2 separate regions of the Homo sapiens genome follow, and region 2 is linked to region 1. Evidence: read pairs that join two places in POLR2A ChIA-PET (ENCODE). Cell type or tissue: Panc1. All regions are shown on one strand. Each heading gives the region's core, and the rest is flanking DNA. Links, peaks and the distances in the headings are about the cores only.

Evidence for each region. Peaks named below come from ENCODE experiments on the same cell type or tissue, not always from the same donor. Only the 100,000 strongest peaks of a DNase experiment are listed, where the experiment ranks them.
Region 2: POLR2A ChIA-PET joins it to region 1 with 13 read pairs; 3 of 35 experiments call an interaction of 5 or more read pairs at or near these places.

What each region holds. Positions count from the first base shown.
Region 1 is chr14:55,119,218-55,123,616 of GRCh38, reverse strand. It overlaps LOC124903319, which reads right to left and starts at 767. Exons shown (of 3, transcript XM_047432036.1): 1 at 418-767. The coding sequence starts at 562. In Panc1, for the core only: no CTCF peak of the experiment used is centred there; no DNase peak of the experiment used is centred there; H3K27ac peaks cover 1,311 bases.
Region 2 is chr14:55,005,236-55,009,634 of GRCh38, reverse strand. WDHD1 (WD repeat and HMG-box DNA binding protein 1) reads left to right here. Exons shown (of 26, transcript NM_007086.4): 5 at 916-1,027; 6 at 1,269-1,319; 7 at 2,260-2,355. It also overlaps the pseudogene RPSAP13. Among named protein-coding and RNA genes, the nearest start is that of WDHD1, 20 kb to the left of the region's middle. In Panc1, for the core only: no CTCF peak of the experiment used is centred there; no DNase peak of the experiment used is centred there.

The DNA.
Region 1 (4,399 bases), core at 156-4,155:
TTTTTGTATTTTTTGTAGAGATGAGGTTTCGCCATGTTTTCCAGGCTGGTCTTGAACTCCTGGGCTCAAGCAATCCATCCACCTCAGCCTCCCAAAGTGCTGAGACTGCAGGCGTGAGCCACCGCGTCCGGCCCACCTCCCCTTTTCGCATCCTTTTTCTGCTCAGGCTTGCTGACGCTTGTCTCTGTCACTTGCCACCAAGGGGCCCTCATACAGAATATAGACCCAAATGGGGCCTCACTGGAGGCCACCTGACTGTGGAGGGCTGGGTCCTGTGTGTGTGCTGGTGGAGACGTGAGCCAGAGAGAGCTGGCTTTCAGTGTTGTCACCATGGTTACTGCTATTTGACTCATGTTGTAGGATTTCCCCACTGAATCCCACACTGCCCACCCACTGATTCCCACACTGCTGGCTTACAACTCAGGGGGAAGTCTTTCCTGGGAAGCTGGGGTTGGGCTGCACCTTCCCTGCGAGGCAGCTCATCCTGGCCCACTGTCAGCTCAGATTTGCCCGGATCCACCATGTTCTGGCCTCCACCTGTGGCATTCTCCAGGACTGTCATCCTGCCTCCTACCTGTCCCTCTGCAGATTCTGTCCTCTTTTCTCTACACCAAAGTCATACTCTTTTTCTCCCCAAGAACAATAGACTTGCTTATATGGATTTCCCCCAGCCTTTTACTAAAACTGGAATAGTCAAAATCCTCTCTGGGCGCTGCCAGCCTGTTATGTTACAGAGAGCAGAGGGAGGAGGCCAGGGCCGCTATTGATAAGCGTCGCCTGCAATGAAGTGGGAGTGTTCACAGTGCAAACTGACCCATGAGGCTTGCCAGGGCTGTGGCAGGGTGGGGTGGAACAGGACTGACAGGCTCCTGTTTCTTCCAGATCTGCACATTGGCAACGTGCCATGAATATTTTCAATATGTCTGCTAGCCAGCAACCATAAATATCTCTGTGGAATGAGCTGGGGAGATCTAGTTTGTGCAGAAAATCAGGGAACGTGGAGGAGGATTTGCCCCTCTCTGCACTTTTGAAGGGCGTGCCATGTGCTTCTGCCAAGGGCAGAACCAAGGTTGCAAACTTCACAGAGAAGCTAAGAGACGTGTAGTTAGGTCTGGCTGTTTACTATAAACTGTGGAAGTCTATTGACTACAAATGCACAATCTAAATCATAGCAAGAGCATGAGGCAGGTAGTTTTCAGAAAAGAGCTAATTCTTTCTCATCCAGGTTGCAAGTCAGAGCTCTCCAAATGCCTCGTTATCATTAGCAGCAATCATGAAATCCTCAGCACTACTGGCCCCTGGTCCTTTGAGAGTAAAGGTCAGAGGTCTTACAATTGAGTAAGAAGTTTCTGTTTGTTCTATACCTAGCATAGAATTACAGATGGGGGAGGAACTAGGCCATATAGGCCATAAAAAGTGCAATTTATGTTTATAGAGATGAGAATGAGCACGATTACATTTAAGTTAACAAAAGCCCTTTCTAGGGGCAAAGGAAAAGTCAGAGCTGGGTAACTGATTCCTGGAGATGTACTGGTATTCAAGAAAGAATTTACCTGCTATGGAGATAGTATTCCAGGAGGTAAACTTTTGTTTATTATCTCCCTTGGAGATAAACAAGTTTCCACTATAACCATTATTAGCACCCAGTGCTCGTTCTGTCTCTGCTGCCAATTCATTCATTCATTCAGTTATTTAACATGTCATCATTCACACATTATCATATCTACTGTCCTCCAGACTTCTGCTCTGGTAGAAGTAGAGGACACAGGCTGGGCACGGTGGCTCATGCCTGTAATGCCAGCATTTTGGGAGGCCGAGGCGGGCGGATCACAAGGTCAGGAATTCGAGGCCAGCCTGGCCAACATGGTGAAACCCTGTCTCTACTAAAAATACAAAAAAAAAAAAAAAAATAGCCAGGCGTGGTAACAAGTGCCTGTAGTCCCAGCTACTAGGGAGGCTGAGGCAGGAGAATCCCTTGAACCTGGGAGACAGAGTTTGCAGTGAGCCAAGATCACGCCACTGCAGCCTGGCAACAGATCGAGAGTCCGTCTCAAAAAAAAAAAAAAAAAAGAAGTAGAGGACACAAAAGTAGGAAAGACATGTTCCCTGCCCCCAAGGATCCCCCAACTGTTGGATCAGACACACACATGAACAACTAACCCCAGTACAATGCAATAACTGCTGGAGTAGAGGAATATTACCCGTGCTATGGAAGGACAACGCGAGGAACACTTCATTCTTCCTGAGAGTTGGGAAAGGTGGGGCAGGCCCGTGGAAACAGCCTGATCAAAGCCAATGAGGATTAGGGTGCGGGTGTGGTAGCAATAAGACTGAACATTGACATTCGGTTTATCATATGCCTGCAGATATTCTGGGCATTTTCTATACTTTAACTCATTTAATGCTCACAACAAACCTATAAGGTAGATCTTCTCATTTTGCTGCTGAGAAAACAGAGTCACAGAGAGTCAAATAACTTAATCAGGGTCACACAACTGGTAAGTGTCAGATTTGGGGTTTGAAACCAGGCAGGAAGGCCTCGAGTCCATGCTGTGAACCACAATGCCCTACTACCTGATCCGGGAGCACATGGGACGTTTGGAGGAAGGGAGGGGTGCTGTAGTCACATTCGCAATGGCCTTTAATGCCATGTGCTTTAACCCAGTAGGAGAAATTTGCCCTAGAGGGATAATGCAAGGGCTGGGTGGGGAAGGGGAAGAGAGACAGAAAGGAGAAGACCAAGAGAGGTTATTGCAACACTCTTAAGAGAGAACCCAGGGCAGTGGCGATGGGACCCGGAGGAGCTTATCTCCATTTGCTTACTGGTGAAGTTTGCAGCCAGATGGCAAATGCCTGGCATGCCTTCCACCACCCAAGGCAGAGGTGATAACAAATCACGCTACTTTTTCTTGCTGAGGTCAGATGCTGCCTCAGAATCTTTCTCAACACAGTGCTCCAGGCAGCCACTTGCCAATCAGTCACAGCTGGTACATTAGATGAAACCTATTTGTCATCTCTCATTGTGACAGACATTTTCAGGTGAACACAATGGCAGACAGAATGTCCCAATAAGGTGAAAAAAAAAATGTAGTCACAGATAACTTGGAAGTTTCTGCTATGGGTCCCTGAATGGAAAGCCATGCTGTGGATGGTGACGGAGAACAGAGAAAGACTGGGTTGGGAGGGAAAACCATGAGGTTTGTTTTGCACATCTTCAGATTTGAAGTCCAACAGGGCATTCAAGAATAATGGCTGACATGAAAACATGGGTCTGAGCTCAGGAGAAACTCAAATTGGAGGTGTAGGGGAGAGTGCCATTGAAGGCTTGAAACTCAGTGCCATCTCCCAGAATGGACAGAAGACAGAACAGGGCCAAGACTGGAACCTGGGGAACACCAGTCCCTATGTGGTGTAAGGAGAAAGAAGAGAGGCTTGTCTGATGGGGGAAGAACTTTTCCAGGTGGAGGCAGTCAGGGCGTTAGACACAGTGGAGAGATCAGGAGCCACAGTGAAGGCTGCGGTGAGGATTCAGTAATGGCGAGGCCTTTGTGGCCAGTCCTGAGACAGAATTTCCAGTAGGTTGGAGAAAGCCAGTGGGTACCAACTTACATGGTTTGTTGGCTAAAAAGAAGGTGAGGAAGGTAAGACTATTTGGAGGCAGGGTTAAAAGGGGAAACCAGAGCATGTTGCTGATTGGGAGGAAGGATCAGGTGAACAGGTTAAGGCTGCAGTTGCAGAGGGACAAGAAGGTTAGGAAGGAATGAGTTAAGAACAAGCAGGATTTCTCCTTGGAAAGAATAGGATTTGTCAGAGTGTCATTTCATATTTATTGGTATGATTCTTACCACTTAATAATAGGGCTCTGTCCTTTTTTGGTCACTCTTTTATCCCCAGTGCCTAGCAAAATACCAGGCACTAAATGAATACATGCCAAATAAAGTGAATAAATGCCAGAACATCTCTTTTTCCTAGATATGAAGGAGTCACCAGCGTCGATGTTCTATTTATTTAGAGACAGGGTCTTTCTCGGTGGCCCAGGCTGGAGTGCGGTGGTGTAATCATAGCTCACTGCAGCCTCAAACTCCTGTGCACCACTTTGCCCAGTCTGCCAATGTCCTTGATGGCAGGAGATGGAGAAAATCACCTTTAGTTGGTGAGAAAGAGGGTGGTGGGAACAGGAGTGAAGGAACTGCTATAGTCATGATCAAATTCCCCAGAATTCATATAAAAGCTACACCAGAATTTTCATTCTTAAAGGCAAAGTAAGGAAGGGAAGGCCATGGTCATTATTTCCTTTAGAAAGACACACTAGAAGTCATGTGACAGGATTTCTGAAGCTCAGTAATTAATAATAGACAGGTACTTCCATTATAATTTTCTCTTCTTTCAAGAGCTAATA
Region 2 (4,399 bases), core at 140-4,139, 110 kb after region 1:
CACAGTGAAACCTCGTCTCTATTAAAAATACAAAAATGAGCTGGGCATAGTAGCGGGTGCCTATAATCCCGGCTACTTGGGAGGCTGAGGCAGGAGAATTGCTTGAACCCGGGAGACAGAGGTTGCGTGAGCTGAGATCACGCCATTGCGTTCCAGCCTGGGCAACAAGAGTGAAACTCTGTCTCAAAAAAAAAAAAAAAATTATTTTACTTAGAACTTGGGCTGTACAGTCAGAATATTTTGGAGTTTCTCTTGATGCTTCTTTGTCATAGGAAAACAATATAGTTGGTTGAATTGCTGAGGTGAAGTGAAAGGTATAGTACTTTTAAAAATGGTTGTAGCTATAATTAGATTAGCAAATAATAGAAGCTTAAGATGTAACTAAAGAAGCCATTTAGGAAGTGTTTGTATTTTAGCATAATGGGAAATCTTGACTTGTGTTTTCAACATATTTATAGAGCAAAACTAAAAGGTAAGCCATTAAATTTGGGTGCCAAATTTTATAAGTTGCCATAAAGATTTTGTGATTTTAAAATACTTGGACAGGCGTAGTGGCTCATGCCTGTAATCCCAGCACTTTGGGAGGCTGAGGTGGGCGGATCACAAGGTCGGGAGTTCAAGACCAGCCTGACCAACATGGTGAAACCCCATCTCTACTAAAAATACAAAAATTAGCTGGGCATGGTGGTGCACACCTGTAATCCCAGCTACTCGGGAGGCTGAGGCAGGAGAATCGCTTGAACCTGGGAGGCGGAGGTTGCAGTTGAGATCGCACCACTGCACTCCAGCCTGGGTGACAGAGTGAGACTCCGTCTCAAAAAGAAAAAAAAAAAAAAAGAAATATTTGGATCATAGCTTTTAGGAGAGGCCTTTGTGTTAGCATTTATTCATTTGCGTTACTCTTTTTGTTCTTAGTGATTTTCTAGTCAAAATTGTGGATGTGATGGATAGCAGCCAACAGAAAACATTTCGAGGACATGATGCCCCTGTTTTAAGTCTTTCCTTTGATCCTAAGGACATCTTTCTGGTAATTATTTTTTCCTTCTCTTTTTGTGTTTTTCCTGAATATGTTTAAAAATATATTTCCTACTAACTCTCTAAAAAATTTTCTGCTAACTCAACTTTTCAACCTTTGTTTTATTCAGTAAGAGAGTTAGCAGGAAATTTCACCCAGTTGATAAAAGGGCTTTTTGATTTAATTAATTGAACCACTTTCCATGTAGTATTATGGCTATGACTATAGAGAAATGTATTGTTTATTCCTGCAGGCATCAGCTAGTTGTGATGGATCTGTCAGAGTGTGGCAAATTTCAGATCAGGTAAACTCAGCAATTTAAATTTAAAGTTTTTTGCCCATTTCTGTAATAAATTGTTATATGTCGTATTACTGGGCCAAATTAATAATTGCTTTTCTTTGGAATTTGTTTCTTTGGTACCATTAAATACTGTTTTTGTGATCAAAGTCCACAGTATTCTAGTGCCAAATAAATACGTTGAAGACTAATTGCATTTTTACCTAATCACAAGGGGAATGATAATCTTATATTTAACTTTTTAAGTTTTGTAAATGAAGGGAATAAATTCAGTTATTTTATATTTACAATGTAATGACCATGCGTTGGGCCTTGGGTTAGATGGTTGGGGATAAAAAATTATGGGTCACATTTGATTTGGAGAGTCACATATACAGTTTATTCAAATGCAGCCTAATAAAGGTTTTAAAGGAGGTACGAAATAAGGTGTTCTCCAGATTGGCAGAGGGAACAGTTAAGTCTGCCCAAGGCAATCCAAGATGGCTTGGCATTTCTAGAGAGAATATGAATGTAATTGACTAGAGAAATATCCTCCACAAATATGCCTTAATATCCACAGTTCCTTCCCTTCATTCTTGAGCTATTTAAAAGAAGCGACTTTGACACTTTAACATTTTATAGTAGACCATTGAAGTTTTATTTTTGTAGTCATTCTAAGAATTTCACGTATTGGGGTTTTGTGTATGTGTGTATGATTATTCAATGAGTATATCATTTGTTTATTCTGCACAGAAAATACTCTAGTTATTTAAGATTTGTACTCATCATACCTTTGAAGGACTTAAAGCAGTTTAGGTATATCAGGTATTATTATAATTAAGGTGCATTAAGTTGCATTTTTCTGAGATATATATTGATTTGAAGAACCTTTAAATATATTCAGTTCTGCATATATTTTGGGGGGGATTTTCATAAAGGAAAGAAATTTTCTTTTTTTACCAATTAGACATGTGCTATTAGTTGGCCACTGCTACAAAAATGCAACGATGTGATAAATGCAAAATCAATCTGCAGACTTGCTTGGCAGCCAAAAAGTGGGAAGGTAAGTGATTCTTATTTTTCTTTTCTTTTCTTTTTTTTTTTTTTTTTTATTAGAGATGGAGTCTCACTCTGTCTCCCATGCTGGAGTGCAGTGGTGCAATCTCGGCTCACTGCAACCTCTGCCTCCCAGGTTCTAGCAATTCTCCTGCCTCAGCCTCCCGAGTAGCTGGGATTACAGGTGCACACTGCCATGCCCAGCTAATTTTTTGTATTTTTAGTAGAGAGGAGGTTTCATCGTGTTGCCCAGGCTGGTCTCGAACTCCTGAGCTCAGGCAATCCACGCACCTCAGCCTCACAAAATGCTAGTATTACAGGCGTGAGCCACCGTGCCTGGCATGATTCTTATTTTTAACCTTTGTTTTATTCAGTCCTTTTCAACTTTGAGTGTAAAAATAGTTTTTTTAATTACTTTTTAAAAATTTGGATTATAAATTTTAGAGTACCAAGCCAAATAATTAGTATTGAAATGCTTTAAGAAACATTTGAACTTTTTCAAGATTCATTTTGAAGTATAAATTTTGCATGAATGAATTAATTTTATATTTTTGTTCACATTCATGCTTAATGGAACAACTCTGGAGACAGTCTTATTATGTCCATTCTCACCATTAGTACCTAACATTTTGGAGGTACTAACTGATACAGTTAGACAACAGAAAGATATGAGAAATTTGAAAGGAAGAAAGAGAATGTTCATTATTTGCAAAGGAAATGTTTGTATATGAGTAAATCCCAAGAAAATCAACTGGGGAAGAAAATCATTACTACTAATAAGAAAATTTAGTAAGGTAACTGGAAGCAAAATTGTTTGTATACAGGATTGTTATACAAATACAGGATTGTTATCCTGTATACAAACAATAGCCATTTAGAAAGCATGTAGGAAAAATAATGCATTTACTTTTAAATTGAAAAAGATACAGTAACAGGTTAAATGTACAAGAAATGTGAAAGATCTATATAAAGAAACTTTTAACATGCTACCAAGAGAAGTAAAAGAAGACTTGGATAAATAGAAACATATATTCTTAGAAAGGAATTATTTGATATAAATAAAGATGTCAGTTCTTCCCTAAATTAATCTATAGTTTTGATAACATTCACATATAAAACAACAGCCTATGTGTGGTGGCTCACACCTATAATCCCAGCACTTTGGGAGGCTGAGGCAGGAGGACCGCTTGAGCTCAGGAGTTTGACACCAGCCTGGGCAACATAGCAAGACCTCGTCTCCACAAAAAAATGAAAATTAGCCAGGTGTGGTGGCATATTCCTGTAGTCCCATCTACTTGGGAGACTGAGGCAGGAGTATCACTTGAGCCCAGGAGATTAAGGCTGCAGTGGGCTATGATCTTGTCACTGTACTCCAGCCTAGGCAACAAAGCAAAACCCTGCCTTAAAAATAAAATGTCTCATCTGAAGGCTCTAAGGAAAAAAAAAAGAAAACAAAGTAAAATAAAGTACCAATAAGATGTCTAGGAGGACCAAATTGAGCTGATTCTAAAGCCCATGAGGGCTTTCTGCACTACCCAGAGAAGGATCCTTATGATGTTGTTCTGGATTCCCATCGTAACTTAAAGGGAAACTTTCACAATGTCTAGAACCTCTATGTCCTGCAAATGAAGGAGGAGGATGTCCTTAAGTTCCTTGCAGGAGGAACCCACTTAGGTAGCACCAGCTTTGTCTTCCAGATGGGACAGTACATCTATAAAAGGAAAAGTGTTGGCATCTACATCATAAATCTGAAGAGGACCTGGGAGAAGCTTCTCCTGGGAGCTTGTGCCATTGTTGCTGTTGAAAACTCTTTCAATGTCAGTGTCATATCATCCAGGAATACTGGTCCGAAGGCCATGCTGAAGTTTGCTGCTGCCACTGGAGTCACTCCAGTTGCTGGCTGCTTCACTCCTGGAACTTTCATTAACCAGATCCAGGCAGCCTTTTAGGAGCCACAGCTTCTTATGGTGACTAATCCCAGTGCTGATCACCAGCCTCTCACAGAGGCATCTTATGTTAACGTACCTACCATTGCTCTGTGTCACACAGAT